Linked DNA regions of Homo sapiens: regions 2, 3 and 4 are each linked to region 1. The links are chromatin contacts, found by Hi-C or POLR2A ChIA-PET in ENCODE. All regions are on one chromosome and are shown on one strand. The core of a region is the stretch at or near the end of the contact, and the rest is flanking DNA. Distances in the headings are between cores, read along the strand shown.

Region 1 (7,005 bases), core at 2,996-5,495:
ATATGGTATTATAATTTCATGGGACCAATGTCCTACATACAATCCATTGTTAAGTGAAATGTCATTATGCAGTCCATGAATGCATATTTTTTATTAAATAGCAATCCTTATTTTAAAAGTATTTAACAAGATTTAACCAATACAACTTCATATCTGTACAGATCATCTCTGTATACCAACTGACATTCCTTTTAAATTTCACTCCCACAGCAAATTAAAAGGAGCTAATCAAAGTGACGCATCTTAAATATATAAGCTAAGTGGTGAAACAGAATTCACTTTTCTTTTACTCAGATAAAACACATTTCATAAGTAATATCGTATCACCTTACCAAAATCATAACGATAATAGTTCCAGCTTTCATACTGGCCACCTTGATTATCCTCAAGTCCCTTTTCTCCATATTTGTCATACTTTTTCCGTAGATCTTCATCTTTGAGTACTTCATATGCTCTATTTATTTTTAAAAAATCGCCATGTGCATTTGGGTTATTCTGTTAAAAAATATTAGATATAATACAATTATTTCAGATACACAATCCAAGTTTCTTCAAAACATATATGTAGGTTTAATTAATCTAGTAACTTCTGGGAGACCATATACCAACATAAGGAGGGGTAATACAACATGACATGAGTTACCATGGGTTGAAATGAAGTATTTTTTAAGAAACTATAATCTTCAAAAAAAAAAAAAAAAAAGTAAGAAAAGTAATGAAATAATTGACTCTTCAAAAGGTTGACAGACGTTATCAGACCATGAGTTATTCTTCCTAAAAAATGCAGCTGAAAATAATAAGCCTGTTGAAACTCTTAATTTCATAAATATTTTTTACTCCTATAACAATTATAAATCAATACATTTGTAGGTTATTTTTCTATTTGAGGTAAAATCAACTTAATTAAAAAAGGATGTGCCCCAATCTATCAGCTAATTACATAAAAGCCAGTATCAGAAAACACCCCAAAATCGATCCCAGTACTTTGGGAGACTGAGGAGGGTGGATCATTTGAGGTCAGGAGATCGAGACCAGCCTGGCCAACATGGTGAAGCCCCGTTTCTACTAAAAACACAAAAACTAGCTGGGCAGTAGTGACGCACGCCTGTAATCCCAGCTACTCAGGAGGGTGAGGCAGGGGAATTGCTTAAGCCTGTGATGCAGAAGTTGCAGGAAGCCGCTGGCGTCACTGCACTCCAGTCTGGGCAAGAGAGTGAGACCCTATCTCAAAAAAAAAAAAAAAAAAAAAAAGAAAACAATCCAAAATTGGATCGGAAATGTTTCTTCCTTGTTACTGTGCTTCATAAAATTTGTTTCTGAAGGATGCTTTCATTTAAATAATACTCGGATGGTAGAAGGTCTACTGTCTTTTATATGGAAACTTAAAAATCATTATTTGAAATTTTAAAGAAAAATTAAAAAAAAATAAAAACCTTAAATAGAATGTGGATCTTAGGAAAAGATAATCAACTAAACAATATTTAAAGAAATATTGTTTCTCTTGCTCAGCTTTATGCAATGAAAATAATCCTATTTTAAAACTTCTACCTAGAAAAGAGAAAATTATAACTATGTCTTCTTGTTAATGATGAACGCTAAATCTCACTAAGAAATAATCAAATAAATTACAAAAACACCATAAAAATTAAAATGAGTTTAGTTTTGAAAGATTTACATTAATGTGTACATAAATATTTATGACTGGCATTATATTCAGCTGCTGTGAAGTATTAATTTATAAAACTTTCTAACTCTGGTTTGTGGACTTGTGCATACACAGAAGAAAACAGTCAAAGTTAAAACATGCTATTATTAGCTATTACTTCTATTTTTAGCAAGTCATACCCTCTGAGTTTTAAAAAAATATTTTTGTTCCTGTTCTAAAACACTTGATCTTAACCTACTTTAATAAGAAAACTACTTCAACTACTTCACGGATATTATCGTTTGTTTTGGGGTTAATGTCTTTAATAGAATTGTTGGAAAATCGTCTACAAATTAAGAGGGAACTGAATTTTTGGTACTGACATTCCTTCACGGGATCCTAAATAATCCAGAACATTTTGGTGCTTTTGTTTCTAGCATACAAGTTGAATTATAATTTTGACATATGATTATTCTTAAGCATTTGATCATTTAAAGCAATTTAAATAAATATCAAAATGTACCAAAAATATAATCAAATATTTTTAAAAACAAACGTTTACCTACCGGGTTTTTATCAGGATGTAACTTCAATGCCAATTTCTTGAAAGCTTGTCTTATTTCTCTACTGCTTGCAGTTTTGGACACTCCAAGTAAACTGTAAAAATCCTGATCTGTGCCCACTAAAATGGCCATATACACTATCAGAAAACAGAGAATGATCCTTTTCAAGTCTCTGATATAGTCATCTTTATTTAACCAGACTCCCATTCTCTTTCTTATGCAAGTTCTGATTTAAGTGAACATTAAGATTCACTGCTGGTTCCAGTTGATGTAATATGCAAATTTGAGAACTTCTGTCTACATTACTTCAAGGGTGAATCAAGCATCACAAATCTGTCCCCAAAAATATTAATCTAAGAAAGAAAAGCAGGCAGTTAAAATACATTTTGAACTAAACAATAATAGCACAATTTATTTATCACAGAACATGGTCAGCAATACAATCTCCATTAAATGGCAAATCAGTGTGAATGCCCCAGGTTCTATTTTTCACTCTTTCTACATCCATGTAGCTAGATTTGTGAAATCACTGAAGATAGCAGAAAAAAGGTCATGAGTGGTAGTAAGTAGCTTGCACACACACCCTCAGCAATTTATACACTGAGAAAAGACCTCTGACGAGCATCAGAACACAAAGGTGGCAATGAGCTACAGGTGCTTCCTCTTTCTACCCAGTTATAGCGTTGCCTGTAATACCTCTTCCTTTTAGCTACTTCTTTACCTCCTAAAGCTGTCTAATTTTCATTTTCAGCAGAATTCACTTGTAGGAAATGTCCTTGGGAGGGACTAGAAGGAAACATAGGGTTTTTTACTTCTCATATAACCCTACCAGAAATGACAGTGAAATATATTGTTATAATAGACAATCTACACAGCAGTCGATCTTCTTCCCGGAGTTTCCTCAGAAGGTGCTTATACTGAATTTAAGTAGAGGCCATTTTTTAAAAATAGTAGAAAAACAATTGTAAGTTACCAGTGTAATTTTATTGCAAAGTTCATGTTTGGTGTAAGTAGAAACAAAACACAAAAAGAGAAGGGAATCGGTTATTTAGACATACTCTCTGCAGGGCAAAAACAATCATTACTTCATCATATCACATTTCAACCACTATATTTTAGTTCCAAAGAGATCGTAATGCTTTGAAAAATCTAACGCTCCTCGCACCTCATTTCTGTTTTTCATTTAATCCTAAATGTATATTTAAAAATTTTTCTCTTTACCTGTGAATGGTCTTCAGCTCATTTCTAATACTTCCTTTTCATTCCACAAAAATATACCTTTGAAAAATATAATGATGTAGAGATTAACAAGTATCCAAACAAGAAAACAACCATCAGAAAAAGAGAGGGCATAGTCTCAATCAACACTTTGGGATAAGATGTTTCTCGCCCAGGGGTTGTTCTCAGCGTGGGTGTGGCCGAACTGCCCGTGGCCCGAGCTACCGGGCAGGTGGAAGCGCCAGGTAAATGCAAGGCGCAAGCTTTCGCATTGCCATCACTGCAGAGTGGGAGAGGGGAGAGGGGTAAAGATGAAGACACGGGGGAACAGGGCTGTTAAGTGTTGCTGGTGTCTGAAGTCTCAGGTCGGACTTAGGGAGAAAGTGTAAGTAACTGAGAGGGAATCGCTGGGCAGAGGAAGGGTGGTGTGAATAACAGGGAGGAGGAAGGTGGGGAGCGAGAACACAATATCCAGGTCTTAAGAGCGCACAGGAAGGGAGGTTCAGGCGCTCAGCCATTCCGCCCCTCCCTGACCGGAGGGCCCAGGCCACCACCGGCTCCAGCAAAGCCCTAGCCCCGGGCCCATGCCCACCTTGCCATCGCGGGGTCGCTTCCTGTAGCTACTCCCCCATCCTCAAACCCTGGCGGCGGACCCCGCCTGGCCGAGCCCAAGCACCGCGTGCAGGAGAGAAGCACACGCACTCTCCGACGGCCCAGCCGCGGCGCACGGGATTGGTGAGGTGCAGCCACACCGGCGACTACCAGCGCGCGGCCGGTACCGGTAGGTTCCTCACGCGCCGGTCTCCACGGCGAGCCGGGGCGGGGCCTGGCGCGGAGCATTGTGGGAAAGGCGTGGAGGACGCTGCCTGGGGAGACCCGCTGCGGGCCCAGCGGGCGCTGCGGCGGTGGGGTGGAGAGGGCGGTGTAGGTTTAGGTTGACGTGGCGGTGTGCGCGGGATCCGGCTCCGGCTCCGGCTCCAACCCGGAGCTGAGGGAACTGCCCTGGCCAAGCAGCCCGCGCCCCCTCACCAATGCGGCCGGCGCCTGCCGCGGGCGGGGAGGGTGGATGGCGAAGCCCGCCTCTTCCTGCTTCCGTTGCCAGGGTGACGGGGAAACCCAGAGGGTGGGTTTTGGGGTTGAGTTCCCTGAGAGTCTTTTAAAGGGAAGACGGAGCTTTGGAGGATTTGTCTGGGTGATGGGTGGGTGAGACCGAAAGGCGAAATTTGGCGGAGAAAGGAGAAGTTGCCTGAAGCGACACTGATTGCAGTATCAGGCTAGCGGACTGAAGAGGCAGTAGGAAACTTGAAGGAAATTAAAACATTTACAATTTTGTGTAAGCGTGTGTATCAACAAGCATTTGAGACTTCTACAATATTTTCTGGATTCTGAGTCATACAAGCTAGAAACTGGGGAGTTATCGTTGTTCTCTCTTACCTTGATCTCCTACTGCTATGGTACAGGAACTGCATTTTGTCCCACAGCAATATAACAATTGAAGTGGTTATATTTACTACATTTTCTATATTTAAAAGAGAAAACCGAGCCTAGAGGATACCTGCTTATAACATCAACCCTAACATGAAATAAGTTGTGATTGGTAACAGTTTCGGGGAGTAAATCAAGTGTCAGCTTCTAAAAACTTGGAAAACTACACAGGATCTATGGCTAAGCTAATACTTGGTAGGAAAGAAGAGGAAGTAGAATGAACAAAGGCAAACATTAGAAGCAGCCTGATGTAATAGTAGTTAATATGTCTCAGGAACTGGTCTAAGCACACATGTAGTAACTCATTTAGTCCTCCAAATAATCTTACAAGATAGTGGCTCCTATATCTATTTCCCATTTGAGGAAACTGAGGCAAATATTTGAGAGCTAGGATTCACATCTAAGCAACCTGGCTTCAGAGACTATGATGTTAAGCATTATGACACAGTGTGTAACCATTTTGTTACACACTGTAACAAAATCTTAAAGTAAATTGAAAAACAAACAGAAAACTGGAAGATGAAGCAGGGACCAGATCACAGACAGGTTTTTATACCAAGATGAAGACATAGATTTCTATCTCTTAGGTGATGAGGAAGCTTTTAAAAAAGAGACTGAGATTGTATTTTAGATCATCCTGGCAGCTATTGGAGAGAGGATGCAAAGCATACAAAACTGGAGAAAGAACAGGAGAATGTTAGACAAATAGGGTAAATGCTTTAAGAGGTGGTGGGCCGGGTGTGGTGGCTCACGCTTGTAATCGCAGAACTTTGAGGGGCTGAGGCGGGTGGATCACTTGAGGTCAAGAGGTCGAGACCAGCCTGGCCAACGTGGTGAAATCCCATCTCTACTAAAAATACAAAAATAAGCCGGGCATGGTGGCACACCCCTATAATCCCAGCTACTCGGGAGTCAAGAGAATCGCTTGAACCCGGGAGACAGAGGTTGCAGTGAGCCAAGATCACACCACTGCACACCAGCCTGGGTACAGAGCAAGACTCTGTCTTGGGGGAAAAAAAAAAGTAAGAGATGGTGATTGGTTGGATATGGGAGATAAAGGAAAGATTTAAGTTTAACTTCTGACTTCTTATGGCTGAATACTACCCACTGAATGAAGATCTGTTTAGGGAAAAGATAAAGGGTTCTGACTTGGACATATCTAGTTCAAGGTTCCTAGATCATATCTTAGTGAATATACCCTGCATAAAACTCATGGGTAATGTCTAGATTGGAGAAAAAATAGGAGAAAAATCATCAGATCACCCAAAGAAAGTGTGCAGAATAAGTAAAGTTGTGGACCAAGGATTAAAACCTTGGGGAATTCTAACATCAAGAATGAAAGCACACACGGAAAAAGAATCTAAGCTTCATGAAGGTGGATTTTTGTTCATTTTATTTACTGTTATGGCTCCAGCTGTTCTTACTATATGGTAGGTACTACATAAATATTTTTTGAATGAATAAACATTAATTTGAGAAATAGGCTGAAGAAGAAGAACCCATACAGGATGTAAAAAAGAGATGATCAGAGATGGGCAAAAGGAACTAAACATCAAGGAAGTTAGAGTGAGTCAGATAAGATACTGACTGCAACTTGTTAATTAGGTCTGGCAATTAGGAGGTTATAGGGACCTTAGTAAGCACAATTTTGGTGGATGGTAAGGCTGGAAGTTAGATTGTAGTAGACTAAAGATTGGCTAGGAGCTGAGGAAATGGAAATAGCAAGTACATATACTCTGTTCAGAGTTTGGGTGAAAAGAGGAAGGAAACTCATGTAACTAGAAGAGGATGTGGATTCCAAAGAGGAAATGCTTTAGGCTTGGAAAGGCTTGAGCAAGTTCATAAGCTGAGTAGAAGCCAAAAAAGAAAGAGGCCACAGATATGAGAGGGATGGAGTCAAGAGCACAGATGGATTGATAATCTTACACAGTTCATTTATTTATTTATTTAGTATTTTTTGAGATGGAGTTTTGTTCTTATTGTCCAGGCTGGAGTGCAATGGTGCGATCTTGGCTCATTGCAATCTCTGCTTCCCAGGTTCAAGCAATTCTCCTGTCTCAGCCTCCCAAGTAGTGGGGATTACAGGCACATGCC
Region 2 (6,162 bases), core at 2,337-4,836, 3.5 Mb after region 1:
TTGGCAGTAACAATACCAGTTTGAGACAGACTGAGAATTCTTCAGTGGTTCAAGCAAACAATGTATGGAACACACTCATAGAAGGCATTTTCACTATTAATTTATGATATAAATAAAACAAGATGAGTATGGGAAGTTATCTAATTTTAGATGACATTCAAATGTGGCTTAAAAAAAAAAAGCTTGCTGGTATGGTAGCTCACTCCCGTAGTTCCAGCTACTCGGGAGGCTAAGGTGGGAGAATCGCTTGAGGCCTCGTGTTTGAGACCAGCCTTGTCAATACAGGAAGACCTCATCTCTTAAAAATAAATAAATTAGGCCAGGTGCGGTTGTTCATGCCTGTAATCCTAGCACTTTGAGAGGCTGAGGTGGGTGGATCACAAGGTCAAGAGTTCGATACCAGCCTGGCCAACATGGTGAAACCCCGTCTCTACTAAAAATACAAAAATTAGCTGGGCAAGGTGGCACATGCTTGTAGTCCCAACTAGTAGGGAGGCTGAGGCAGGAGGATGGTTTGAACCTGGGAGGTGGATGTTGCAGTGGGCCAAGATCGTGCTGCTGCACTCCAGTCTGGGCGACACGGTGAGACTCCCTCTAAAATAATTAATAATAATAATAATAATAATTAATAAATCTAAAAGAAGTAGTAGAGGAGAAATTAAGAATTTAGAAACTTGTTGCTTGAGGTGGCTTTGGATTCTTTTTCTCCACCCTTTAATGTTTTTAAAATGTTACTCTCACTTCACATTGATTTCTAGTTGGCAGGGGCTTCTGTACATAACTTCCAAAGTGATATTTAAGAGGAATAAATGCAAAGATCTGCACAGTTTCCAAAAACAAATTGCAAAATACAGGTTGGAGAAGATATGGTTTTATAGCTGTATATATGTTAAAGACTTAAAAAAGATTTGGGGGTAATTTTTGCTTGTTTTTAGTTGGCAATAACATGATATTTATGAACGGTATGGGGTGGTAGAAAAATAATGTGATATCAAACTGAATTTTGAAATATCTTCATTAGGATGCAGAAAATTGTACTCCTCTACTCCTTCCTTTATACTTGGAATATTGTATTCAGTTCTAGGTGCCACATTTTAAGAGACACTGGAGAATGTTTAGATAAATGCGTATGGAGACGAATGAGATGTGAATAAAAAGTGGGTGGAGAAGGCACACATTGTGACTGCTGACTTCAAATGTTTACAAGGCTGCATATGGGGGGGAACCATGCTGTTCTGTATTAAACAATGTTAGTACTAGGTTCAGACTCACTGGACACATTCATACGCATTGCATTCATATTTACAATAATGATTTAAGGTGCTATTATTATCATTTTCTCCTTTTAGAATGGAGCAAACTCATACTTGGAGCAGTTTTGTGCTTTTCTAAGGTCACACAATTAGGAAGTTATAAGCCCAGGATTTGACCAACTTCTTTGGAGTCTAAGTCCAGTGGTGTTTCTACCAATACTGTAGCTACTTACCAAATGTATACAGAGACAGATTTTAGTTGAACATAGAAACTAGCAGGACTGTTTAAAAATGAAAACTGTTGTGAGGTCATGAATGGTTTCCTATCACTTGGAGTTCAAACATATGCTGGATAGCTACATTGCAAGGATCTAGCATATATATATTTACTTTTATAATAAAATATTAAAAACAAATGCTAATCATAGAGCCAAAGAAACTCCAGAAGTAAAGCCTCATGACTATAAGTGATTGAGCTAAGTTCATTCAGTAGTTATTGGAAAACGTAGCATCCAAATTTCATTCTCTGAATTTATAGTTTAATGTTTTTTCCATTATAGCAGTTACCTCTTATCTAACACCTAGGTAATACAATGTGGAACCAGAAGTATGTAAAGAGGAAGGGCAGGGATATTTTGTGAATTATTATAATGGATTGCTTGGCATGCTCTTGTTTTACTAGGATAAGCAAAGAATGTGAATGGTAGTTGGAGAGAGTTTAAAATGATAAGCAGAGAATGCCACATAGTAGAGAAGGGAAAAACAGAATACCACGGAAGGCTAAAAAAGGCTGGGACTGTGGACTTCCCTGTATTTTCTTTTCGTTGAGTAGATGCTCAACATCTATTTGTTGGGATGGAAAATTATTTCAACGCTTCAGCAAACAGTTAAAGAGAACCTTTTTTGTGCTGAGCACTGTGCTATGTTCTGGGGAGCAAAAAAAATGAACTAGACAAAATCCCTGTCCTTTTAAGGAACACACAGTCTAGGAAGAAAAGGCCACCAAGCAAAGCAACAGGAAAAAAGCAAGTATTAAAGATTATCATAGGGAATACTGTAGATAGACGATTTTATGAAAGCAGAGAGAAAAAGAGTATTTAATTCATTGTAAATGTGTGGGGTAAGGATACAGATGTGGTGAAAGGAGATGATGTCAGGGAAGATTCCAAGGAGGAAGGGATGCATTATCTTCATTATCTTGAAGGACAATAGGAGTTCAACTGGTTAAATGAGGGATGGATTTCAGGTGGGGGAAAACTACAAGGGCACAAAGACAAAGTCTGTTGAATTTGTGTGATACGTAGATATATTAGGAGTTGAAGCTGGAGCCAAGGAGGTCAATAGATCAGATTTTAAATGGCTTTGTAAACCATGGTAATGAGTTTGAACCTGATTCAACCAGGTGGAGAGACTTTGAATGATTTTAAAGAGGGACGTTTCATGCTTAGCTCTGTCTTTTTGGAGCATTCTCTCTGGCAGTTATATGGAACTGAAGCAGCAGTGAAGTTAAAGGCTTGACCTAGAGTGGCAAAGAGGTGGAAGTCATGGAGACAGACTGATATTCACAGAATTAAGAGGAAGAATTAATCCACGGGATTTTAAGTCAGAAAACTTTAGTGGAGAGAAATTTGGTTGCTTAGTTGTTGGAATAGGAAGATTTTATCAACGGAATTAGGTGATACTGAAGTGAGTGGCTGAGTGAATAATATGGAAGTCTTGAAATTGGGACCACACAGCTGCTCTGATCTGGTGTGAATTTGCTGATGACTCTTTTGAACTGAATTCAGGAAATGACATACAAATGATTTGCGCAATAAAATGAAAACAAGGACTCTTAAGTCAGTATACTTGGAGAAAAATAACTAGGTTGGTAAAAATGGGGAAGTAGCCATTATCAGGGAGCCCCATTGTGGATTAATTTTGGACTGTCCAGTGGAAAGATCCTCAAAGCAAAACAAATGCCCTGAATCCAGCCCTTCCTCACCGCAACCCTTTCCCTTTCATCTGCCTTCATCCTTCAGCCACACCACCGCTTGGCAGTGAGTACTTGGGAGCAGCTCTTGGAGACTTTGTACTCGAACCTTCGAACTCCAGCATGAGGCCAGAGGAAATAAATGACCTGCCAGGGTGTCAAGTAACGGACCCTCTCTTAAGCCCAGACTTCTGACTCCAGATCTAGGTACCCTTCCACTCTCCAAGACTGCCTCCCGCCTGGGGAGCCTGGGCCTCGGCTAGGGGTGGGGACGGCAGGGTCCGTCCGGAGCGCCAGAGTCCCACTCGCGCCCAGCCCTCAGCCCCAGGCCCGGTTGGACGCCCCGCCCCGCCCCGCCTCCTTCCTCCTTCCCGCGCCGGGCGGGTTGCTGTACCGCCGTCACCCGGGCGCGCGCGGGGTCGCGCGGACGCGGCTCGGGCCGCGGGTGCCGAGAGGTCGCCGGGCCACCCGCACCCCCGCTCCCCGCCTGACGCACGGAGGGGCCGGGACGCGATTTGCCGCGAGTGACTGGAGCCGCAGCCGTCGCCGCTGCTGCCGCCGCCGCCCGGGCCCGCTCCGCCCCCAGCCCGCCTTCCTCCCGCCGCGCCCTCCGCCTCCGCCCGCACCTCGCTAGCGTTCCCCTGTCTTCCCCAACGCCCCGGAGCCGCCGGCCGCTAGCGTCAGCGCCAGCCAGGTGAGTGTGGCCGCCGCTCGGCCCGGGCGGGAGAAGCGCGCAGGCCCCGCGGCCGGGTGGCCGGCTTGGGCCGGTGCAGTCGGCGGCGGCGGCGGTAGCGGGCCCGGCTTTCTTCCCCTGCGCGGGCCGCGGGGCGGAGGGGCTACGCAGTGAAGGAGGGGCGCCCCCGCCCCGCCACCGCCTCTGCTCCCAACGCCCCGACCGCCCCCACCGCCTTGCCGCCACAGACAAAGCGCCGGAGGTGGGAGCCCTGCGGGCCGCCTTTGCCTCCGCGCCGTCTGCCGGGTGCGGCCGCGGCCCGCAGAGACCGGGCCGCGCGCTTTTCCGTTCCTGAGCGCCCTTGTTCATTTCTGGGTGAAAGGGACCCGAATTGTGCAACAGGTTTGGGCGTTAGTCCTTATTTTCCAGCGGGTCTCTTTTGCCAGCGTGCAGGAACCAGATGTGGCTCCCTGCTCTCGGGCGAGTCCCGCGTCCAGCGCCCGCGACTGGCTCCTTTGTGTGACCGGTGACCGGCCCTGTCGGGTGGGTGGAGGACACGGGCTCGAGGCCCCAGGGCTGCGCCGAGGCTCCTGGACGCCTCCTCAGGTCGCGGGGCTTGGCTTCCACGGGCCTGCCAGAGGTTAACATCCCTCCAGCGTTTGGGAGAGTCACAAAGGGGAGGAGAGAGAGGGTTGGCCAGGGTCTGTGGTTGTGTTTATTTTTCTATTTTAGGTAGACTCATATTAGAAAAGAGCCGCAGTCTGACCAGCTCTTGAGGGTACGGGTGGGATTTCACCCTGGGATGCACGGTTTGGACTTGGCTGTTGCTCTGACAGCCCCCGTGGTTTTCTTGGTGCTTTGACATCTTTCTCTTACACACAGACATCGCGGGAGAAGTTGGGAGTGCTGCCGAGGGAGTAACTAGATAGCAGCTGTTTGACAGGTCGTCTCTTACTTCACGTTTTGCTTGTGTCAAGCATGCCCACTATGTATCCCAGCATAGCTTGGCAAACCGTCAAATTTAAATTGCCACTCAAAATCCTAATCCTTATACATACCTACATACACAGACACACATATATCTATATACTTTTTCTGTTTTGGCTGGCTAAATCTTATTAATGTGAGAATTTTTCCTCCCAAGGAAGAATGCATAATAAGGTACAATTTATCTTTGGTTACATACCTTGGTTAAGTTATGCCAATACCTAGCTGGTTTCATTGGTATGCTATTTTAGTTTAACAATACTAATTCCTTTAGCTTTGAGCAGTAAAATACGTCTTTGTTCTAGGACCAGGAAGCTTTTATACGTAATACTTTGCCCCATGACTAAATACGTGAAAAAATTCCCCAAGGACCTAGAAAGCATTTCACAACTCTATAGGCTGTTTTTATGTTCCAAATTCCAGGAAATCGTTTTGTTGAATATTTATTCAAACATTCTGGACTAAATTTAACCTTAAAAATTGGGCCCACTCTAGTTTTTCCCCAGCATTAGAAAAATGAATTGATTGCATTTACCAAACATTTTAGCCCCTGTGAATAAGAATTGAATGGAATAATTGATGTAAGAGATTAGGAGCTAGTGATGGACTAGGAATCTGACAACAGAATGCAGAATGTAGAAAGTTGTAAGTAGAGGTCACAAAGTTGCATCTACTTGGGTTTTAATTCATTGCTAGGCATTTAATGACATTTTAAACAGGTAATCTACTAATGATATATCTGAAAATGAAATGTCCAATAATTAAGAAAACAAAGTATTGCATTTTGACCTTTTTAAAAAATGTATTTTTATAAGGACTTGTTGAAGCTTTTCCACTCTCTAAAAATGAACTTGGTATTAATGACATTTCTTTTGAAAAAATGAAATTGTACCAAACTAATCCGATTTTTAGAAAGTTTCTCTGTTATAGTAGTTTTACTTTACTAAAAATACCATTCATCTGTATAGTAGCTAACTTCAAAGATCTTTTAAAGCTGTTACAAGCAACATGAGCAACCTCTTGAGGAAAGTAGAATATTTACTAATAAAAAGTAGCAAGCAGAGAAGTGAGCCATGATTGGACCACTGCATTCCATCCTGGGTGACAGCCAGACTTTGTCTCAAAAGAAAAAAAAGCAGAGACTTAAATTTTTATAATAGTTTTCTTTGAGATATAATTCATATGCCATAGAATTCACTTTTTTAAAGTATGCAATTCAGTAGTTTTAATATATTCACAAAATTATGCAAATGTCGGCACTAATCCAAGAACGTTAT
Region 3 (6,249 bases), core at 1-2,500, 3.9 Mb before region 1:
GACGGCCCTTGCAACGCGGAACGTTGGCAACTTGAAAACATAACTGAATTATTAAATACTGCAGTATTCAAATGACCTGCAGCGAGTGAAAACTCAGCAAACACCCTTGTTCCTTCTGAACAATGACCTAAATAGTGAATCACTATAAAAAGAACAGATGACACATTCAATTCATCTGTTCAACCTCAAATGTGCAAATGTCTGACAGTCCCAGAGATAAGACACAATGAATTCAATAGGACAGTATGGTCATTTTAAGTCATCAGAATGTCTGCAAAAGGAGTAAGGAGAAACAGAATCAGACAGAGGCGGAAAGAGTGGGGGAGGGCTTGTTTAGGGAGACTGAAAAGGACGGGCGTTAAGCCTGTAAAGCAGAAAAAGGCTACCAAGAAGCCTAACTGGTAGAGGAGAAAAAGAAGTTCGGGGATGATATTGACCAAATCCTCGACACTGGCACAGGAGGCGGGGAGTCCGGCAAGACCAGCCTTTGTTGATTTCCCACTTTCCCCGATTTTTAAGCACAGGTCTGCTTCAAAGCTCTCCCGCTGCCCCTAACCAATTTTAAGAGGTGAGAAGCGGGGTGTAACTGGGTGATGGGTACCAAAGGGAGTTCATTTCCCCAAATATTTCCTCCACCCAGGATATAAACCACTCTGAGAGGTAGGATGGGTGAGACAGACAGACGCCGGGATCTCTCGGAAATCAATCCCAATGGAGAAACGCTGGGTGGGTGCGCGCGGTGGGGGAGGGGGCCGGCTCCAGTTCCAAGTGCGGCCACTTACGAAGACGCGCTGGGCACGAAGAAATCCACGGCGAAGCCGAAGTAACTTCCCTCGGGGCCAGAGTACTCGGCAGGACTGTCCACGTCTAGGTTGAAGGCGCGGCACAGAGGTAGCAGGAGTCCCGAGAGAAGAAGCGGGAGGCCGCGGGGACCGAGGCGCAGCCGTCGCCGCGGCGGAAAAGCCATCGCCGAAGTGCGCGCGGGACGCCAAGCCGGGAGCGGTAGCCACCTCCCCCCGCCCCAGCGAGGCGCCCAGTGCCCGCGGCCCGCCGCCTGCGCGCGCCCAAACTTGCCGGCCGCTCTCTTCTCGGCTAGCCCGGGACAGCTCCGGGGCAGGCAAGAGGGCTGAGCTTCGGAGCGACCGCCAGGGACGAGGGGCGCAGAGCGCGCGGGGCGGGGACAGCAGCGCAGACGGTCCTTTGCTTCCCTCCGGCTCCGCCGCTCCACGCAGCGTCTGAGGCTGGGGACTGCCGGGGTGAGCGCCGCACCTCAGGCCTGAGAGCCGCGGCGGCACTGGGAGGAGACCTGGAAGGAGGAGGAGCCGGCCCGGGAGGCTGCTGTGGAGCTGGAGGAGGAAGTGGGGGAGGAGAGGCGCCCTTCTACAGGGGAGAGCTCAGCGTACTTCCGTGAGTGCAGTCGCCGCCTGTCCCGAGACCTGGGCGTCTGTGCAGGGGCCCCCAGCTCCTGAGCCTGGGTCAGCGGCAGCGCTCCTGGACGAAGGCCTCAGGCTGAGCACCTGAGGAGGCGTGGGGGCGGGGGCGGGGAGATACGGTCCAGCGTCCCAATCTACCCGCGTCCACGGGAGTAGCAAGGGCACCCACGTTCCCTTGTCCCGCCGGGAACTTCCGTGCGACTGTTGTTTAAAAATGAGGAAAGCTTTTTATCAGTTTCTCGTGTTTCTGCTGCTTAGCCTGGCAGGCTCTCACGAACGAAACCCTGTTAATTAATGGTCGTTAATTACACTCCATTCCACAAACACTGAACTTAATTACGGATTTCCAGAAAGCCAGCATAGCCTCTTGCAAGTGAGGTATGTAAAGCTTAACTTAGTAGTCAAAGAAAGGATTCGCAGGGCAAAGAATTGGCAGTGATCGTTTTAAATCAAGTCAGAATAATCGAAGCCTTATTCCCAGTTTGTTAGCTGCGGTTGTATGATTTAGAAACACTGATTTGTTGATTTAGGATGTTTGGATAGACATAATTTCAGAGCTGGAAGAAGGACCGCACACCGGTGAAATAAGGCCCCGCGTGCTTGTTTGCCACTGGTGTGTTTCATCAAGCCTTGACAACACTGGACTGAGAGAGAGGGCCTTGAGGACAGGAACCTTGACCTTTTTCTTAGTGTTCTTATTTCTAGCACCTTGCCAAGCAGATAGTAGTCGATCAATAAAATGTCCAATCAGTGAATGAATAGCAGACGAAATGAGCAAAGTGCCCAGAGAAGTGACTCTTCCATATTTCAAGTGTTTCATGTGCTACAGAATCTGTTGAACAAGGTGAAGTTTAAGTGCATTGTGTGGACTTACAACTTACAAGTAAGTACTGGAACAGTAATTTCTGTTTTCCCAAAGTAACTATTAAAACTCAATCATAATATACATTAATAACTATCAAATAATCCTGTGAAAGGATATGTATATAAATGAAAGTGAAATGCCTAATTCGAATTTGTAATATTTATTGGACCAGGTCCAGGTGCTCATGCTGGCAATCTCAGCACTTTGGGAGACTGAGGCAGGAGGATTGCTTGAGACCGGGAGTTCCAGGGGAACATAGGGAGACCTCATCTCTACAAAAATTTAAAAATTAGCTGGGAGTGTGGTGCATGCCTGTAGTCCCAGCTATGCCGGAGGCTAAGGCAGGTAGATAGATCGCTTAGGCTCAGGAGTTCCAGGTTATGATAAGTCATGAGCCTGCCACTGCACTCCAGCCTGAGTGACAGAACAAGACCCTGTGTTTAAAAAAAAAAAAGGCCGGGCGAGGTGGCTCATGCCTGTAGTCCTAGCACTTTGGGAGGCTGAGGCCGGCAAATTGCCTGAGCTCGGGAGTTCGAGACCAGCCTGGGCAACACAGTGAAATCCCGTCTCTACTAAAATACAAAAAATTAGCCGGGCGTGGCGGCATGCGCCTGCAGTCCCAGCTACTCAGGAGGCTGAGGCAGGAGAATTGCTTGAACCCGGAAGGCGGAGGCTGCAGTAAGCTGAGATGGTGCCACTGCACTCCAGCCTGGGCCACAGAGTGAGACTCCATCTCAAAAAAAAAATGCATTAAATATTTCCATTTTTAAATTTGACTAAAAGATATGCAGCAAAACCTTTGGCATGTTTTACAAGGCATGGTCTAGCATCTGCCTGAAAGAAATTACTGATTGAGAGAAGAAATCCTACACAAATCCTTACACATAAATGCAAATACAGCTTATTTCTCACCTTCTTTCCTAATACACCAAAGAGGCTATTGATATGTATGCATAAACCCAAAGGGTCTTTTATATCTTAAAAACATGACAACCAGTCTACCTGGAAATCCATCCAGGTAAGGAAGACAGAAGAGTTTAAACTCTGGCTAGATCCAGTAAGTCTCCCACTCCTCAACTTCTGATCGCAGGACAGGGGTCCGACAGACCAAGGTGGAGTGAAGAAATGTGAGAGGACCAGGGAAAAGAAGAAGCCCACGAAATGACAACACATGTACACCCACCAAAACTTGGGTGAACAACACACCCCCAAATAGGGCTACAACTTACTGAAAGCACTTACTGTTGAGCCATTCTTTATGAGTTTATTTTGAATGAGCAGTCTTGAAAATCAAGGAATTTGTTTTTTTTAAAAAAGCAAATAGTCCAGGCACTGTGGCTCATGCCTGTAATCCCAGCATTTTGGGAGGCCGAGGTGGGTGGATCACCTGAGGTCAGGAGTTCAAGACCAGCCTGGCCAACACAGTGAAACCCCGTCTCTACTAAAAATACAAAAATTGGCCGGGCGCAGTGGCTCACTCACACCTGTAATCCCAGCACTTTGGGAGTCCAAAGTGGGTGGATCACGATGTCAGGAGTTCAAGACCAGCCTGGCCAAGATGGTGAAAGCCTATCTCTACTAAAAATACAAAAATTAGCTGGGTGCAGTGGCAGGCACCTGTAATCCCAGCTACTTGGGAGGCTGAGGCAGGAGAATCACTTGAACCTGGGAAGCAGAGGTTTCAGTGAGCCAAGATCGTGCCACTGCACTTCAGCCTGGATGACAGAATGAGACTCCATCTCAAAAAAGAAAAAACAGTAGCCAGGCATGGTGGTGTGTGCCTGTAATCTCAGCTACTCAGGAGACTGAGGCAGGAGAATTGCTTGAACCCGGAAGGCAGAGGCTACAGTGAGCCGAGATATTGTGGTATTGTGGGCCACTGTGCTCCAGCCTGGGTGACAGAGCGAGACTGTCTAACAACAAAAAAAAGCAAACATACATTTCAATTAGGAAACTATGAAGCAGACTAACCCAGTGGCTTTAGAAACTTGGGGTTATAAATGCAGGCATCTCTTTGTGTGACCATGCTCGAGCAGCCACTCACACAGTGCCTTGCAAATTGTATTGTAGAACATGTCAATTCAGCTAGTGCTGATTCAAAATCCACATTGCACCTGGTACTATGTGCATGGGACAGAGAAAAGAATGTTTTAGTCTACGAAAGAATGGTGGTGCCCCTCCCCTACCCCCATGACACTACTCTTTGAACTACATTATAACAGTTTTCCAACTTAAAAGGAGAACTTCTGTGTATACATTAAGTATTCATTGAATATAATCCTTTTCTTAGAAAATAAAATATTAGATAGTAAAAAGAATTTGTACTTTGAATTTTATCCTCTACTACCCTATACTTTAGTAAAAATCTTGATTCCAGTGGTTTCTGTAAAATAAAGCACCTGGGTTCCATTCCTGGCTTTGCCAACTACTAGTTGTATGACCCTGGGGAAATCAATCCAACCAATCTGTGCCTCAGTTTTCTTATCTATGAAAGGGAAAGGGGAGTAATACTATGTCTATCTCTTAGAATTGAACAGTTCTTGTTGCCATTAATACTTTTAAGACTAATAGTTTAGCATGGTAGCAATAATAAATTTTTTTTTTTGAAACAAAGTGTCACTCTGTCACCAGGCTGGAGTGCAGTGGCGCCATGTCAGCTCACTGCAACCTCCGCGTCCTGGGTTCAAGCAATTCTCCTGCCGTAAATTTTTATGACTATTATTTCACTCTCTTAGTTCCCCTAGTGTCTGTCCAACAGGTCCTTCAATAACCATAATCAAACCAGGGCTTCACGCAGCTCTGTCTCTGCAAACAAAGGAACTTAGTCCATAATTTAAGAGGAATTTCAAATTTTATCTCTCTCAAAGAACCTCAAAGGAGATTCAGTTAATAACCCATGGGAACTTCAGAAATCTGCTTCTTCTACTCTCAATTTCTCTGGAGACTTTAACCCACTAAACCCTGCCCTGGAATTTTTGTTGCTGTTTGCTTGTCTAACTCACTCCTGTCACTCCTCTCTTGGCTGTTTATTAGGGAGACTGACTTGTTCTCTCTTCACCCCCATAACCACTTCCACTCCCAGTGCTGCCCTTTCCTATCTGATCTGTATCAGAAAAGATTCTGGCCAGCACTTCTGCTCTTTGGGTGAATGGGAAAGAAGAGAAGGCAGGCAGTAAACTTGTTACCTTTCTGGGCCATGTTTCCTAAACTACCCCTTCAATGCTAGGATTCCCTAAGTCTCTGTTCTTGAATCACTGCAGTTCTCCTCAGGGTGATCTTATGCATTGTCATGCTCTCAACTCTCATTTCTTAACACTTCCCACCTCACAAAGGAGCTTTAGCCATATTAAATAACTTAACTTTTCTCCAGAGTGCTATCTTTGCTCAAAGGGCTCCATCTTCCTGGGCAACATTAGTTCTGCCTGTAACCATTTTCCACAAGCCTCCATCCTTCTGTTATATACAAACATACACAATGTCCTTAAAGTGGCTGTTTCCTATTCTTCTTTCATTGCTTGTATTAGGCGTCAGCCTGTCTCCAAGAAAGACTTCTCTTAGGAACTACACCTTATTGTCTTTGTATCCTCAGAGCTTACAGACCTTAGGAATTAATTCCATTGTCCACGAACTTAATAATAACTAACATATCCCCACTGTTTTGCAAGGCTGAAGTGGGAGAATCACCTGAGCCCAGGAGACTGGGACCAGCCTGGGCAGCATAGCAAAAACCCATGTCTCCTAGGAAGACTCATTGGGAACCATACCTTACTGTCTTTGTATTCTCGGAGCTTACAGGACCTTAGAAATTAATTCCATTGTCCAGAGACTTAATAATAACTAACATATTTCCAGTTCTTTGCAAGGTTGAAGTGGGGGGATCACCTGAGCCCAGGAGATTGAGACCAGCCTGGGCAGCATAGCAAGAGCTCAGTGACATCACTATATAAATTC
Region 4 (6,839 bases), core at 2,040-4,539, 4.2 Mb after region 1:
TTTAACGTCTTACATTTTCTCTGATGATGTCACACAAAATTATCATGACAAATATTACCAGAGCAAAGTGTAACGGCCAACACTTTGTTCGCTCATTTTACGCTGTCTCTGACATAAGGAGTGCCTGAATAGCTTGGAAAAGTAACATCTCCTGGCCATCCCTTCATTTAACCAAGCTATTCAAGTATTCCTATGCCAGAGCAGTGCCAACTCTTGGAGGTCCCAGAGTGCAGCCAATGCCTTTGTGTGGTAGTTCTAAATTTTAATTGCACCTGAAAAACCTGGGCACCTAAGCAATGAGCCACAGCAAAAAGTAAAGAACAACAACAAAATAAAGCTGTTGTTAAATTTTAAACAATATTACTAATTGCCCAAAATGTCAATTTGATGTAGTTCTTTTCATGCAAGTATAAATTCAATTGTTAGTTATAATTGTTGGACCTCCTTGAGATAGTAACAACAAAATAAAGCAAGCTATCTGCACCTCAAAATGTGTGGCTGGTTGTTTTCTGTGAAATTCTGGGGTGGGGAAGTATGCATCTTCGTGTATCACAAAAACGATCATAGATAGATAAGGCAACTCAAGTTCAAAACAGCCCATGCTGATCTAATTAAACTAAAGAGCTTCTGCACAGCAAAAGAAACTACCATCAGAATGAACAGGCAACCCACAGAATGGGAGAAAATTTTTGCAATCTACTCATCTGACAAAGGGCTAATATCCAGAATCTACAATGAACTCAAACAAACGTGTAAGAAAAAAACAACCCCATCAACAAGTGGGCAAAGGATACAAACAGACACTTCTCAAAAAAAGACATTTATGCAGCCAAAATACACAAGAAAAAATGCTCATCATCACTGGCCATCAGAGAAATGCAAATCAAAACCACAATGAGATACCATCTCACACCAGTTAGAATGGCAATCATTAAAAAGTCAGGAAACAACAGGTGCTGGAGAAGATGTGGAGAAATAGGAACACTTTTACACTGTTGGTGGGACTGTAAACTAGTTCAACCATTGTGGAAGTCAGTGTGGAGATTCCTCAAGGATCTAGAACTAGAAATACCATTTGACCCAGCCATCCCATTACTGGGTATATACCCAAAGGACTATAAATCATGCTGCTATAAACACACATGCACACGTATGTTTATTGCAGCTCTATTCACAATAGCAAAGACTTGGAACCAACCCAAATGTCCAACAATGATAGACTGGATTAAGAAAGTGTGGCACATGTACACCATGGAATACTATGCAGCCATAAAAAATGATGAGTTCATGTCCTTTGTAAGGACATGGATGAAATTGGAAATCATCATTCGCAGTAAACTATCGCAAGAACAAAAAACCAAACACCGCATATTCTCACTCATAGGTGGGAACTGAACAATGAGAACACATGGACACAGGAAGGGGAACATCACACTCTGGGGACTGTTGTGGGGTTGGGGGAGGCGGGAGGGATAGCATTAGGAGATATACCTAATGCTAAATGACGAGTTAATGGGTGCAGCACACCAGCATGGCACATGTATACATATGTAACTAACTTGCACATTGTGCACATGTACCCTAAAACTTAAAGTATAATAATAATAAAATAAAAAATAAAAAAAAACAGCCCATGCTAATAAGTTCTTTTAAGCAAATGTTTAAATTATCGTTAGATGTATTCAGCAATTTTGTTTAAAAAGCCTAGATATAGTTCTCATGGATATATTTATCCCCAAAAGTTTATCTTCTAAATATATCAAGAAAAATATTTTTAGGAGAGCTGATTCAACTCGGAATCAGCTGTGATTCAATATCTTTGATGGATTTTGAACATCTACAATTCACAATCTTTTGTGCTAAACACCACAGGGAACAATACAAAGATGATTAACACGGTATAGATACTGTCCCTCAAAGAGCATAGTGAACGGAAAAGGACAACTTCAGGGAAAATGATCAGTTGTGAATCTGAGTCCATATTGGCTACTGCAGCTCCAAATTGAGACAGAACAAATAAAGGACCTCAGAACTAAAGAACTATTTTATTCCCAAGTCTAGATCAGTTGTTTTAAAAGCATGGTAGAATGACAGTATATGGAAGACTGACACTATTTTAAATAGTGTCATTCTACTATGCTTTTTAAACAACTGATCTAGACTTGGTAATAAAATAATGCCAAAAATATCTGTATTTGTCCACTTCAATTTGTTAATCATAATTATAAGCCTATGATGTTATTTGCCTAAATTCACCTCCTTAATGTAGGTACAGGTGACCAAAGCTGAAGCAAATGTACTGTCAGTTTTCATTCTCCAGAGAAAAATCCTGGGTCTTCATTAATTTATTCAGCAAGTTTTCCGTCTTAAGTCAGATTCCCTAAAAGCAGAGCCTGAGACGGGGATTCTTGTCTCAGAAATTCTTTGAGGGATTATTACTCTCAGGGAAAAAGGGAATGGGGCAGCCAGCAGATAGGGCAGAGGAAGCAAGCTGAGCACGAATGTGGTCTCAGCAGAAGCCTCAGCCAGATCTCACAGGGAGCTTCAATCGTACCACAGAGTTGGTTCCATCTAGGAGCAAGGGGGCTGACATTTTGTACCCCCTTACCAACCAGTCAATGGCTACAGGCTATAAGCTGAGGGGCTGAGGAGGGATGGAAGAGGGAAATAAACCTTCCCAAGTGAAGAGGGGTGCCTGTTGGCCAGGACAATTCTCCGTGGACTAACGCAGCCAAACAGTGAACAATCGAGAAATCGATGGAAGAATACACATTTCCTGGGCATCTAAGTGATGCCAACAGAACCCACTACATCATCTTACAATGTTAAATGCCTATTCTTACCTTAAAATGAGAGGCAGGACTGGCTAGGTGATGCCTAAGGATGATTCCCAGCCTTGACATGCTGGTATTCTCACATATCCTATCCGTGGCTGATATAGTCTGTGCGGATGAAAATTCCAAAACCGAAGACAGGATTTCGCACTTGCTAAAGTTGGAGCTCCCAGGCGCTGAGATCCAATTTGGGCCTGGGAGAGTGGGGAGGGAGAGCAATCTGCCCAGTGAAGGAGAGCTGCGCTAAAGGCAAGGTTTTACTTCTTTTTATCCCTTAGCGAAAAGCCCACTGCCTCTGAAAGTAGCACGGTGTGGCCACACGGACACATGGGGGAAGTCAGTCAGAGGCGCTCCAACAGAACGGCCAGAAGCCCCTTTCCTGGCTTACCAGGCAGCCTCCTTCCCCTAACTCCTCCAGAAACAGCGCTCCTCTGAAGACGCGGGGGGAGGGTCTTCCGGCCCCACACCCCACCTTCCGCAACGCCAGGAGTGGTTCCTCAGCATTATGGCGTCATTTCCGAGTCAGACCCGCTCTTCTCTCCCCATGTCAACAGAGGGCGACAGGGAGCACCAAGCCGAGGCGTGCTTTTTGGTTCCAATCTACGCCCTCCACAAAACCCATGAGCAAGCTTCACTGTCATCCTGCCCCTTTTTTTTATTCACGTCTATTTTATAAACCCCACACCCTGGCTACATGATCAGCCGAATCATGTTGCAATTACATGTCTGCATTCAAAACCCTGAGGGCCCCGCTCAAATCTAGGAACTGCTGTTTACTAACTTACTTCACCTGGGGCAGGTTACCCAACTTCTCCATTCTTTGACATTCTCGTCCATAAAATGAGAATAACAGCAGCAACCTCACAGTATTATTGTGACGATTAGACAAGTTACTACTTGTAAAACTCAGAACAGCGCTTAGCAGAGCACCCAATAAATACCAGCAATCATTATTCTGTTAGGGACCACAGTACAGAATATTGAAGCTAGGGACTAGAGAAGCAGCACTTTAGAGGGGACCTAGCCTAGGTCTCACTGGTACTCATTAGATGTACGGCAGGCCACCTTTATTCTTGGGCAACCTGTCCCAAGATCCCCCAGTGGAATCCTGAAACTGTGGATAGTACTGAATCCTACAAATACTATGATTTTTCCTTTTTTTTTTTTTTTTTTTTTTTTGAGACGGAGTCTCACTCGTCACCCAGGCTGGAGTGCAGTGGCGCAATCTCGGCTCACTGCAAGCTCCGCCTCCCGGGTTCACGCCATTCTCTGGCCTCAGCCTCCCAAGTAGCTGGGACTACAGGCGCCTGCCACCACGCCAGGCTAATTTTTTGTTTTTAGTAGAGACAGAGTTTCACCTTGTTAGCCAGGATGGTCTGGATCTCCTGACCTCGTGATCTGCCCACCTCGGCCTCCCAAAGTGTTGGGATTACAGGCGTGAGCCACCACGCCTGGCCATGATTTTTCTTATACGTACATGCTGATACGGTTTGGCTGTGTCCTCACTCAAATCTCATCTTGAATTGTAGCTCGCATAATTTCCACCTTGTGAGAGGGACCTGGTAGGAGATAATTGAATCATGGGAGCCGTTTCCCCCATACTGTTATCATGGTAGTGAATAAGTCTTACAAGATCTGACGGTTTTATAAGGGGAAACCCCTTTTGTTTGGTTCTCATTTCTCTCTTCCCTGACACCACGTAAGATGTGACTTGCTCCTCCTTGCCTTCGCCATGATTGTGAGGCCTTCCCAGCCACGTGGAACTGTGAGTCAATTAAACCTCTTTTCTTTATAAATGACACAGTCTCAGGTATGTCTTTATCAGCAGCGTGAAAATGGACTAATACGCATACCTATGAAAAAGTTTAATTTATAAATTAGGCAAATTAGGCACAGTAAGAGATTAACAACAATAATAGAATATAACAATGTACTATAATAAAAGTTTTATGAATGTGATCTCTCTGTCTCTATATATCTTATTGTACTGTACTATGGGTAACAGAAACAGCAGAAAGTGAAACCACAGATCAGAGGGGACTAGTGTATTCATTTTCTAGCACTGCTGGAACAAAGTACCATAAATCGAGTGGCAGACACAACAGAAATGTATTGTCTCGCAGCTCTGGAGGTTGGAAGTCCAAAATCAGGGTGTTGGCAGGGTTGGTTCCTTCTGAGAACTCTGAGGGAAGAATCTCTCCTAAGCCTCTCTCCTTTTCTGTAGATGGCTATTTTCATGTTCACACGACATTTTTCCTGCATGTCTGTGTCCAAATTTCTCCATTTTAGGATACCAGTCATACTACTGAGGCTCATCCTAGTTACTCCACTTCAACTTAATTACCTCTATAAAGCCTATCACCAAATAAGTTCGCATCCTGAGGTACTTGAGGTTATGAGTCCAACATCTCTTAGGGAGGGACATAATCCAACCTGTCACCCTAGATGTGGCGGACATGGAACAGCACCTCTTTATAGTAAGTGTTCTGAGGGAATTTCTGAAAAGACAGATTTTTTCTCTATCCAATAGTAGCTGATTATGTAGATGAACCATAGAGGTTGTTAAACCAGAAACGATGAACCATAGAGGTTGTTAAACCAGAAACAGCCCATAAAATAACAGGTTAAATTGATATCTCCATGGTGACTGATTCAAGAAGATTGTTTTATGATCGTGCTCCAGAAAGAAAAAGTAATTTTCAGTTTTGTTTACTCTGCCCCAAACGTAATTTTGAGAAATTCAGGTAGAGAAAGTCATTTCCTTGTAATAGGAGAAAATAGTGACTGCTACTTAAGTAGGACTTTTGAAAATAGACTGGCCCATGGGTTTTTATTCTAAGGTTATAAAATATGAAAACTTGCCTTTATGCATTTTGGTACCTCTGGGTCAATGTTTCCCAAACTCTGCTCTTCAAGATGTTGTGGAAAAACTGTTCCACAGCCTAATAAACTTAGAATTTGGGTAATTTTTCTTCTCTATACAGGATTTCTCAGTCTTTTATGAGCTATGAATTATGTTTCCAGGAGGTGACACAGTGTTCCCCAAATTTATTTGAAGACAGAATTTGCTTTTCATTGGTGCTATGCATAATGCAGGTTGAGACAGGCTATATGAGGTGGAAACACTGAAGATGTGGAAAGGAATAGATCTTGGTTGAAGAGGCAACTGAATATCCTCTAAGAAATGAAGTTAAGTGCTATGATCAAAGAAATCTGGAGTGTTTGGGAGCACATTGCTGAGGCATCTTATCCAGTCAGAGAAAGGGGCAAACAGGCAAAAGCTGCAACCTAAAATATGGGATAAGAAGGGGCAGGCCTCACTTTCCAGGCAGAGGACCTTTGCACCTGCAGAGACCTAGGGGCAAAGGATGGCACAATACATCCAAAAAAGTTTAAAGAAAATTTTTTTTAAATTTAGTAGAAAAAAGATTATAGTGGAACAACCTTTGAAGGGCTGGGTGCAAGAGGCAAGGCCACCTTGCAGAAGGCCTCATATACCATATAATAGAGTTTGGGCTTTTCCCTAAGAGGTAAGGGAATCACTAAAGAGATTTAAGTCAACTAGAGACTTGATAAAATTTTATTTTTACCAAGTCTTTAGCTGTTCTGAGAAAGCTATGACATTTGTTTGCTTTCTACATCAAAGAGCTTATTTCCGCCTATAGAATTCCACTCACAGGAAGACTTCACCTACCACCAAATTTCTAACCCATGATGTCCCTTTTAATTATAGCCCTGGGAGGTTATAGGCAATCGTGGAAAGGTCTTTCCTAAGATTTTCATGGGACTTGGGGGTGCATGTCAATGAAGCCAATCTGTTAGACTTCCCAGGCATAGGAAAAGTGGCAGCAAGGGATGGATATAGGAGGACACCTTACTGCCCAAAACCTTTTAAGTGACAAAGGCCACTGCTATGGCATTGGCAGTGAAGAGGTAGAAGAGTCCTGCCCAGCAAACCAAGTTCCGCTGAGGATGCCGTGTCAAGAATACAGCCGATGGAGATGA

Evidence for each region. Hi-C counts contacts between places; a loop is a spot of excess contacts on that map. ChIA-PET counts read pairs that join two places held with the same protein, here RNA polymerase II (POLR2A). Pooled maps may share reads with other maps.
Region 2: a loop to region 1 is called in a map of B cell, with 7 times the contacts of the local background. The contact joins the promoter of SESTD1 here to the promoter of DNAJC10 in region 1. A Hi-C loop is called at or near these places in 1 of 168 maps with a recorded cell type or tissue (B cell), 1 of 37 single-sample maps with no recorded cell type and 8 of 50 pooled maps. POLR2A ChIA-PET finds 5 or more read pairs at or near these places in 1 of 52 experiments (naive thymus-derived CD4-positive, alpha-beta T cell).
Region 3: a loop to region 1 is called in a pooled map, with 14 times the contacts of the local background. The contact joins the promoter of ITGAV here to the promoter of DNAJC10 in region 1. A Hi-C loop is called at or near these places in 7 of 50 pooled maps.
Region 4: a pooled map shows a loop between it and region 1 (10-fold over the local background). The contact joins the promoter of TTN-AS1 here to the promoter of DNAJC10 in region 1. A Hi-C loop is called at or near these places in 6 of 50 pooled maps.

What each region holds. Positions count from the first base shown.
Region 1 is chr2:182,713,497-182,720,501 of GRCh38, reverse strand. DNAJC10 (DnaJ heat shock protein family (Hsp40) member C10) reads right to left here and starts at 4,245. Exons shown (of 24, transcript NM_018981.4): 1 at 4,019-4,245; 2 at 3,430-3,486; 3 at 2,212-2,561; 4 at 333-495. The coding sequence starts at 2,415. It overlaps LOC101929976 (a long non-coding RNA gene), which reads left to right and starts at 5,892. Exons shown (of 7, transcript XR_427200.3): 1 at 5,892-6,341. It also overlaps a transcript of PDE1A not described here. RefSeq lists a silencer at 3,853-4,012 and enhancers at 3,574-4,178, 4,523-4,592, 4,613-4,762.
Region 2 is chr2:179,262,256-179,268,417 of GRCh38, reverse strand. SESTD1 (SEC14 and spectrin domain containing 1) reads left to right here and starts at 3,586. Exons shown (of 18, transcript NM_178123.5): 1 at 3,586-3,919. RefSeq lists enhancers at 1-352, 4,785-4,854 and silencers at 3,485-4,104, 4,115-4,184, 4,293-4,456.
Region 3 is chr2:186,585,057-186,591,305 of GRCh38, reverse strand. It overlaps ITGAV (integrin subunit alpha V), which reads right to left and starts at 1,250. Exons shown (of 30, transcript NM_002210.5): 1 at 783-1,250. The coding sequence starts at 967. LOC124906105 (a long non-coding RNA gene) reads left to right here and starts at 1,410. Exons shown (of 2, transcript XR_007087465.1): 1 at 1,410-2,316. RefSeq lists an enhancer at 768-827 and a silencer at 958-1,187.
Region 4 is chr2:178,519,641-178,526,479 of GRCh38, reverse strand. TTN-AS1 (TTN antisense RNA 1) reads right to left here and starts at 3,289. Exons shown (of 7, transcript NR_038271.1): 1 at 2,844-3,289. TTN (titin) reads left to right here. Exons shown (of 363, transcript NM_001267550.2): 363 at 1-491. RefSeq lists enhancers at 3,262-3,411, 3,088-3,600.